Regions from separate parts of the Homo sapiens genome. Here region 1 is linked to region 2. The links are chromatin contacts, found by Hi-C or POLR2A ChIA-PET in ENCODE. All regions are on one chromosome and are shown on one strand. The core of a region is the stretch at or near the end of the contact, and the rest is flanking DNA. Distances in the headings are between cores, read along the strand shown. Region 1 overlaps FBN1 (fibrillin 1). Region 2 overlaps FBN1 (fibrillin 1).

The links. A loop is a pair of places that touch in the nucleus more often than their neighbours do. ChIA-PET counts read pairs that join two places held with the same protein, here RNA polymerase II (POLR2A).
Region 1: a loop to region 2 is called in a map of Right ventricle myocardium superior, with 3 times the contacts of the local background. The contact joins two enhancer-like sites. A Hi-C loop is called at or near these places in 3 of 168 maps with a recorded cell type or tissue (Right ventricle myocardium superior, cardiac septum and endothelial cell of hepatic sinusoid). POLR2A ChIA-PET finds 5 or more read pairs at or near these places in 1 of 52 experiments (PC-3).

Annotation. Positions count from the first base shown.
Region 1 is chr15:48,508,899-48,513,421 of GRCh38, forward strand. FBN1 (fibrillin 1) reads right to left here. Exons shown (of 66, transcript NM_000138.5): 14 at 1,146-1,271. Among named protein-coding and RNA genes, the nearest start is that of FBN1, 130 kb to the right of the region's middle. Within about 2 kb of position 2,252, at least 3 of the 41 ENCODE cell types and tissues checked have a DNase peak (open chromatin) inside an H3K27ac peak, as active enhancers do.
Region 2 is chr15:48,457,317-48,462,175 of GRCh38, forward strand. FBN1 (fibrillin 1) reads right to left here. Exons shown (of 66, transcript NM_000138.5): 43 at 2,930-3,001. Among named protein-coding and RNA genes, the nearest start is that of DUT-AS1, 130 kb to the left of the region's middle. Within about 2 kb of position 2,540, at least 3 of the 41 ENCODE cell types and tissues checked have a DNase peak (open chromatin) inside an H3K27ac peak, as active enhancers do.

The DNA of each region.
Region 1 (4,523 bases), core at 1,002-3,501, 51 kb after region 2:
GAGTTTTGGCATGTGCATGCAAACTCTAGGGCTAGATGTATAGGTATATCTATTTATAAAATTTGACTCCATAGAAGTTATCAGGATCCTTTTTAGGAATAATAGTTTACAAACTGAAAAATGTGCTAATAGCCTAGTGGGTATATTTATTTCACAGATTCATATTACTTCTAATGCTCTGAATATGAACATAAGTCAAAACTAAGATTAGTGGAATTTGAAATGTATTTAGGCTACATCCTAATTCTTTTAAAGATGAAAACCAGAAGATAACTTGTAGTTTGAAGCAATTTTAAATAGGGGCAGGTAAAAAGTGGACTTTTAGAATACATGGCTCAACTATGGATTATAGCTGTGGCAGTGAACCTTTAAGATCCCTTAAACATTGGGGATGGTTCTTTAAATTCATCACTATGTTATTTTATTTGATATTAAAGCTGTCTTGGGAGGCACTTGCTCTTTTAGACACAGTGTTTTCACTTACAGGCTTTAGAAAGACCAAAGTGATTTATTATATATACATATTTTAGATATATATAATATATATATTAGACATATATAATGTATTTTAAATATATATTATTTATATTTTAGATATATATTATTTATATTTAAATATGTATTTTATGAATATTATCTATTACATATTCAGAAATACATATATACATAATATATATACACATATTACATATATAGAAAATATACATAACATGTATTTTTACATTATATCTATTTTAGATATATATTTCAGATACTGATTAGTAGCATTTTATTACTAGGCAGACACTTTAAACAAAAAGATTATAAACGGCTAGATAATACACAGACTTAGGTGTGTCCTATTTTTAAAAAATGTACAAATTCTGATTGTAAAAAATTAGAAAGTATGAAATTGTGCCACAGAAGTTTCATCACACCAGGGATCTTTAAATGGCAAGCTCTCCTAGCATATTAAAATGTTATTTGATTCACACAAATGTAAATTAAGAAATGAATATCATGGAAAATTAGGCTTCCTTTTGAGATAAAATATATAAAACATATTTGATACTTTGACATTTCACTCATTATTTGGTCTTGTTAAAGACCCCTGATATTGAAACTGCAATGGAAGGAGAGGACTAACATTAGTATACTATTATTACCTTCACAGTTCTTCCCATCTCGTGTAACATGAAAGCCCGCATTACACACGCAATGAAAACTGCCATCTGTGTTGATGCAGCGTCCATTATTGCAGATCCGGCCATTCTGTAAACACTCATCAATGTCTAAAATCAAAGTTTAAAAAGAAGAAATAGCTTTATTTAGGGGAGTTAAAATTATTTTATTTCCCCCTCCCTCCATTTGCAAACTCATGATCTTGGCTTTTGGTTTTAATTACTTAATAATATTCTCCAACATAAATTGGTTATCAAATAATGTGATATTTAGGGTTATCAGAGTTGAAAAGACATGATAAAAAACCTGTATAATGGCATTAGATGTAACTCTAATTTCTAATAAGACTCCTTAAATCCGAAGTCTGTAAACAAAATAGATTCTTCTTCACCATTTTCCAAGCACATCTATTTAACCAGTATAAATCACTATTTATACTGAAATTTGGCTGGCATCTTTAAACATATAATTTTAAAAGACATATTTTATAGCTATCTCAGAACAATACAACATATGCTATTTTTTTAAACAATCACCTTAATTCTGCCTGAAAACCGTCAATCACATCTCTAAAATGTCCATCTTCCTTATACCAATTCTGGTTTACGTGCAGGGTTACTGCTGATAGATTCTTAGTCTTTTAAAAAACAACTTTATGAGTATTCTACCAACCAAATAAAATATTGATTCTATGAGGGTATTTTTCCTTTTTTTCTATTGTGGTTAATATTATGCCAAGGTACACAACAGAGCTTGACACGGAAGTGTTAAAATAACAATAACTGAAACAACCTGTATCTGATTTCTCCCTTAAATATTAACAATCTACCCAAAGTGGATAGCATGGTTCCCTGGATTATCTGTTTCTCTCAGTTTCTAGAAGCTACAAACCTGGATAAACATCAAAGAGGATGAACACAAACCTCTTTGTCTACACAGGCACACAATCACTTCCAGGGCTTATTCCCAGAAGACAGGGACCAAGAAACTATGTGGAGTTGGATGCGAGCATTCCTATCTATGCAGAGTTGAGGTCACATTTGTCTGAGTATAAGTGCCCTAAATATCCCCTGAACAATGAGCACGTGCGTTCATGGCATGTCAGTTACTCTGACTGTTTACCCTGTGTCTGTGTGGTGTCTTGTGGTTGGCCCTCAGATGCACTTTCTTTCTGGGCAGATCCTGCAGTGGTTTCCACACAAGTCATTGGACGAGCTGAGGCAGTCTGGGCTTTTCTTCTGTCTGATCTTTGTGCCAACAACCTACGATCTTTTTCTCTCTCGTTTATTTCTTAATCCTTGCTAAAAATCAGACTTGCTCCACACTCAAAAAAAAATGGTAAAAACCACATATTCTTGAGCAGACTTTTTTTTTTTAAGGATCCCATAATTTTTTGAGGCCCAAGGTTAAAATAAACAGGATAAAAAGTTCATATTTTTCTCTCTTCCTCAATTTCAGAATGTCATGGGGTTCCCCATTGCCCTATAAGACAAATTTAAAGCTTGTCATTCAAAGTTCTCCTCTACTGTGTTTCTGCCCATCCTTCTATCCCCTTCTACTCGGCCCCTCACTTACTTCCCAGTTATGTGCACAGCCTTTTGGACCATTCTGTGGCAACTTTCATCAGCAAAATAATGTGAGCACGTTCTCAACTTCTTATTTTCAGGATAACCTTAGTGCTAGCTCTTAAAGAAGGCAGTGCTTTAAGTATTCAGGTCATCCTCAGTCTCCAATACTAAGTCTCAGATTGATAACAACCACATACATGAGTTTATACTGGCTGGTCCTTGCCCCAGCTGAGTGCTCTCAATAACCACCTCTCTTTGCTTATTTAACAGTGCAGTCTCTGGACATTGATTTCATTTTATTTTCTGTTATTGCAAAATGCCTAGTATGCTATTTGTACATGTTAATTATATTAAACAATAGTCATAATATTAAGAAGGTTCTCAACTCAGTTACGTGTTCAACCTATCCATATTTATAACTAATTAATAGAAATGTTAGTGAGTTCAAAGTCCTTGCTCCAGTTTTTTTCTGCTTAAAATGGTCATTTATATGTAGTGCACTAAAATACACTGGTGGCAAGAAATCTCTACGTGAGAACAAAATTCATAAATTTTGAAGCCAGTTCACTGATAAAAATTAAAACTTCTATATGTCTTCAACTCATGAAGAGCTTTTGCTAAAAGAGGCAAATAAGATTAACTCTTGTCAATGGCTACCAATTTTCTAAAGTGATATAAACCTCGCTATCTTTTACTTAACTTTTAAAAAACTTTTAAGTTTAGGGATACATGTGCAGGTTTGTTAAATAGGTAAACTTCTGTCATGGGGGTTTGTTGTACAGATTATTTCATTACCCAGGTATTAAGCCTACTACCCATTGGTTATTTTTCCTGATCCTCTCCCTCCTCCAACCCTCCACCCTCCAATAGGCCCCGGTGTGTGTTGGTCCCTTCTATGTGTCCATGTGTCACCATTTAGCTCCCACTTAAAAGTGAGAACATGCAGTATTTGGTTTTCTGTTCCTATGTTAGTTTACTAATTATAATGACCTCCGGCTCCATCCATGTCCCTGCAACGGACATGATCTCATTCTTTTTTATGGCTGCATAATATTCCATGGTGTACATGTACTACATTTTCTTTATCCAGTCTATCATTGATGGGCCCTTTTATTTAACTTTAACAGAGTATTTGCCTGTTTTTTTTTTCTGTCTTTACTGAATTAATGATACAGTTCATTTTGTGCTTAATTTAGAGATAGAGATGGAGATAGATGTTTGGGCTCCCTGACAGTGATCATTGTATCTTATTTATTTCTGTTTTAGAAACTCAGTACATAAGAGTCATTTAATAAAAGGCATATTGGGTGGCTTAATAAATTAGTTAATAAACCTGATGGGAAATTTTTTATGAGGGGACATTTATAGCAGTGCTTCTCAAACTTCAATGTACATACAGATTGCTGGGGGATCTTGTTAAAATATAGATTCTGCAATAGTATGTCTGTGGTGGAACCTGAGATTCTGCCTTTCCAAGCAGCTCTAGGAGATGCTGTTGCTGACCACACTAAAAAGCAGCAAGGGCTTAGAGTGACATCCCTATCTTTTAGAACTTTCCATTAAGAAATTAATTGCACATAATTTCAACTGAAATTTTCCTCAGTTGCTGTGTCATAAAGGACAATTCCACTCTCTACTTCTCAGATGAAAACTTAAGAGGCAATAATAGTGACGAGACAACAATACTGAAAATAAGATTTTCCTTCAGGCATAGACGCATCTTATAAAATAACTTCAATGCTTGCCAGATTTTATGACACTGTCTTTCAGAATGACAATAGGTGGAACTAAGTT
Region 2 (4,859 bases), core at 1,290-3,789:
GTCGCAGTAGAATGTGTGCTTCCTAAGACTGGGAGTTGGGCTTGGCTCTCCAACACTGTGTTATGGTTCCTTAGCACTCTACATGACAGGTAGTAAGTGCTCAATTCAAATTTGTTCAGTTAAGAGCAAGTGTCTGGCAGTGTGTTGGTGAGCACTAAAACAGGACCAAGAGTGAGAACACAGCCAGGATCCAGGCTGCTAAGGCAGGGCTGGCCAGCTATGGATAGAGACTTTGGACACCTCACCAGCTTGGCCATGTCCCCAGCCTGGAGTGGTCCCATCTCTGTCTTACCCACTCTGAACTCCTGACCACTGAAGTGCCCTCTAGGATAAGAGTAGTAATAGTAGTAATAATGGTAATAGTATTAATAGTGACAGTATCTCATTTGCTGCATGACTGGTACATTTCTCAAGCATTCAACCTGTATTTATTGGCTGAATTATCACAGCCACCCCATGAGATGGTCTCGGTACTATGACTATTCTAACTAAGAGATGAAGCAAGTGAGGCCAAGCCACAGGATATAACCTGCCCAAGACCAAGCAGCCAATGAAAGGCAGAGTCAGGATTTGACACTGGGACTCAGTTAACAGGCCATCCTGCCTCCCTTATCATATAAGGGAAGATCGTATTATGGTGATTTCCTGCATCACCCTAATACAATCTTCACAGAACTGTCATCAACACTTTTGTTATCCTGGAGGGCCCTTCCATCAGCCCCTTGGCTGGGTTTGATGAAACACCTCAGCTGGGAGGTATGCAAAGCCTTGGTCTACAATCCAAAGTCTTCCAATTCACTAGTTTCTATGACTGTTGTTGAGATACGTTGTTTACTTATTATAGTCAGGAGCCTTTGCAAGGTACATACTTTGCTTGCATACTTGTGAGAAGATGATCACGGACTGAAGTGGAGCCTACAAGAGCTGCTGCAATTTTAGAAGAACCACACTCTATAACCAATCTGTTTTAAAGGAGAAATTTGATGTCATAGATTTATTTTAGACCCTTTTTAAAAAAGGGCTTGATTTTGTGTGAAGGCAAAATTGACCTATTTAATGAAAAGAAACAGCTTAGAATCTCAAAGGGTTCATTGCTATTTTGAATACACGCAATTATGTCTTTAGATCTTTCACACCTTTGTCATTCATGTCATGAAAATGCCATATAAAGTTACATCACAACTGTGTATCATAAGTAAACAAAAAACAAATTCAGATGCCATTCATTCAGTGTGGGTTAGAACACGAAACATCATATTCACATTCGTTTTAAATATAAGTGATATATTATTATCAAGTTTAACAATAACGGGCTGAGTCTAATTTCCAGCCATTGTTAGGTATAAAATAGCAAAAGGATATATTAAAAATTATATTTTCTTTTCCTGTCAGGATTTTATTTGAACTTCAACTTAGTGAAGTTTATATTTTAAGACAAGATTGATAAACATGCTATAGTTTTAACCCTATATGAATGGACTCCACATGCCAACAATCATAAGATCTTCCAAAAGGAGAGTATAAAGCTTAAATAAAACAAAGTTTTTCAGTCATCTAAATATTTTGTCATGCTGGAATTTGGTAACAATAAGCATATAGCTAAATAACAGATGTCCAGTTTTCAAGAGCTAGAAGCAAACTAAGCCATGAGTCAGGACTGTGTTCTGGTCCCAGCTCTGTTATTAATTAGCTGGGTGGCCTTGGGTGAGTCCCTTCCCCTCTCTGGGCCTCTGTCTCCTCAAATATGAAGCAAGGCATTTGGACTAGATGAAGTCTGAAGCCTTTCCAGCTCTCCTAGTGGACAACGCTAATGTTCTTTCTAGTCTTTGCTTACTGCCAAACTTGGAGGGCAGCCTTGCTGGGGTACATGCCTGGTTGGTCCGTGGAGAACCACTACCATTACAGACCACTTATCTTGTGATCACAGATTCTAGGGAGGTTAAAAGATCTGTTTTGGGAAGGGGAAAAACAAAGCAGCTAGGGCCAGGTGTTCCATGCCAATGTCATTTAGCAGTTTTTCTTTCCAAACCATGAAGTTTCTTTGGACGTGGACGAGACTGTGGAGCCATATGGATTTGGCACTAAGGGAGCCAGGCTGATTGCTGGACCAGACTCTTGTTTTCTTAAACAAGGTCACTGGAAAGGCTGATGTGGATTTTAGTTTACTTATTATGAATAAGGTGGAATAAAGCAAGTGGTGATGTTTGCTACTAGACACAACTGTGCAGACTTAAGAGGGCATCTAAGGATGCATATAAATCACACCAGGGAAAAACTCAGAGAATGCAATAGCTTTCCATCTACTTTTATGTTATTTGGTTTTAAACCACAAGGGCATTGCCTGCACTGGCTGAGTGCTGTGTAATACTTCTGATTCTTGCACAAGCATCTCTCCCAATGTTGTGTTCTCTGCTTCATTTACCAGGCAGGGCCTCAGACCGAAAAGATTTTTATTTCACATCTGAAATTCCCAAAGCAGATGACCTGAGGAGATTCCATGTAAGATAAAATTGATCCACGAAAGGACTTTATGTAAACAATCTACACGTAAGGATTGGTGTGAAGTCACTTAACCTGGTCTTAGTCAGAAGGAAGGATTGAGAATTACAGTTAAATCAAATGTCAACTGGCCCCACTCCCAGAATCTCTCCCCATGTTGATGCCTAAGGTTGGTGTAACTATGCTTGATTGTAATTTTGGGAAAAGCTTTCCAATCCCCTTAATCATGAACAACAAATGTTGTTGCCAATTAGGTGGAGCTGCACAGGGTGTTTGCACAGTTTGTTTCAAACTAAGAATCAGTGTTTCAATAAAGTGAAAGGCATTGTTTAATATTTTTTTTCCTTTAAGAAAAAAATGGGAACTGAAAAAATAATGCTAACACAAAGGCAAAAAACCAGAAAGTTCTGACAATGCCGTCATGACTCACCAACGGGTAAACCGGTATAAATGTCGATGACAAAGCCTGGCCTTTGACTTCCACAGAGTGTAGCAAACTCATCTGCAATGATTAAACAAAGGTGGGATGGGAGGATAGGGGTCAGCAAAGAACAATAATTGGACTGAAAAAAATTATTTTGTAAGCATTCTTGAAAGGTATTTGTCTGTAGTTTGAAGAATTTAAAATAAAAAGTAAACCTGAAAATTCCTACAGATATAATCTTGCCTGTAAGACAAATATTGAAGAAAAAAATGACCTAATGTTGACGTGATAATGAAGGAGAAGTAGAGATCCCCAGATCACATGCCACTCATTCACATGAGTTTACCTGTAGGAGTTTGGATTTCAATATGGATGTTATTCAGCTCTGAACTCAGGGACTGGTAAGAGTGCCTCTCTCTACTCTGCATTTAGAGATCTAGGGTTTGAGGAACACGTATAAAAGCCATTTTCTCGGTAGATTATAGGAGACCATAGCAAATCTAGCCACATTCTTGACATCAGATCTATTAATGACTAATTTGGGTCAATCAACCAACCTTCACCAGTTTTTCAGTTTTTGGAGCTGGATTTCATTTGGTACAGCTCTGTCATATTCTCTCCCTCTCCCTCTCTCCTTTTCTGTCTCTCTCTGTCTTTCTCTCACTTGAATTAGTCAAATTTAACAGATAATAAAGGATGAACTAAATTCTATCAGCAGTCCCTTCTAACTGTGAGATTTTGTGATTCCAGATCATGACTGTAACTGGTAAGGTATGGTATCAATCTAAGCTTCAGATGGCCATTGCCTTATTGGTCACGCTCAGTGAAAATCAGTAAAAGATTTCTGGAAGTATTTTAATCAAAATACAGCATGTTATTCTCCTTGTGTTTTGTCTCCTTAATCTATGAGTGTTCACTTCCAACACTGTAACGCCAGCTGACATTGGTCACCTAAAGAAATTACAGGGACTCTTAAAATATGTGCAGATTTCACAGCTAATGAAAAGCCATGACTGAATTTGGTGAATATCCAACATCAAGAAGAAATCTTGCATTTTACACAAGAGTATGTAGATATTCAAAACTCAGGCAATCATTTCTAAAAGTAAATGTTAGTCTACATTAAGGGTTTCCAAAGTGGTCTCCAGAGGAATATGCAATAATCCATTAGGATAAAAAAGAAAATGCGAGGACTTCTATCTATCTTTGGAAAAATCTAATCTTTAAAAAAATTAATTTTGTGTACACTTTATATTAGAACAGCTCAGAAAAATAATAAATGTATTTTTCAATATAATTGAAAACAAATACATATACACATACATAGATATATATACATAGACTTTTACATATAAATGCACACCAGGTGTGCATAAGCTTCAGATTTTTTACCAACAGGTAAGTACCACCTAAAGTTGTAAAGACCATTATTCAAGATCAAGGGTCAGCAAACTTTTTAATAAAGGGACAGAGAGTAAATATCTTAGGCTTTGCAGGCTGTACAGTCAGTCAAAACTATTTAATGTTGCCATGAAAGCAGTAGTAGACAATATGGAAATAAATTAGTGAGCTCTAAAAAAGTTTTATTTATGGGAAACAAAATCTGAAGTTCATGTAACTTTCATATTATGAAATACGATTCTCCTGATTTTTTCCAACCATTTAAAATGTAGAAATCCTTCTTAGCTTGCAGGCCATTCAAAAGTAGATGGTGGGACAGATTTGGCCCATGGGGTGTATTTTGCCAAGCCCTGGTCTAGAAACATTTTGCAGGGTGGAGGTAAATCAGAATTCTAAGTGGTGGTTATTATATTATTTCTGGAGTAAACAATGGATGGAATAATACATTTTACTAAAAAACAATTTTCTGTTGCATGCAATGTCAGGTAGTACCAAACAACAGATTTAATATTTTATATATCACTGTGGAAAATGG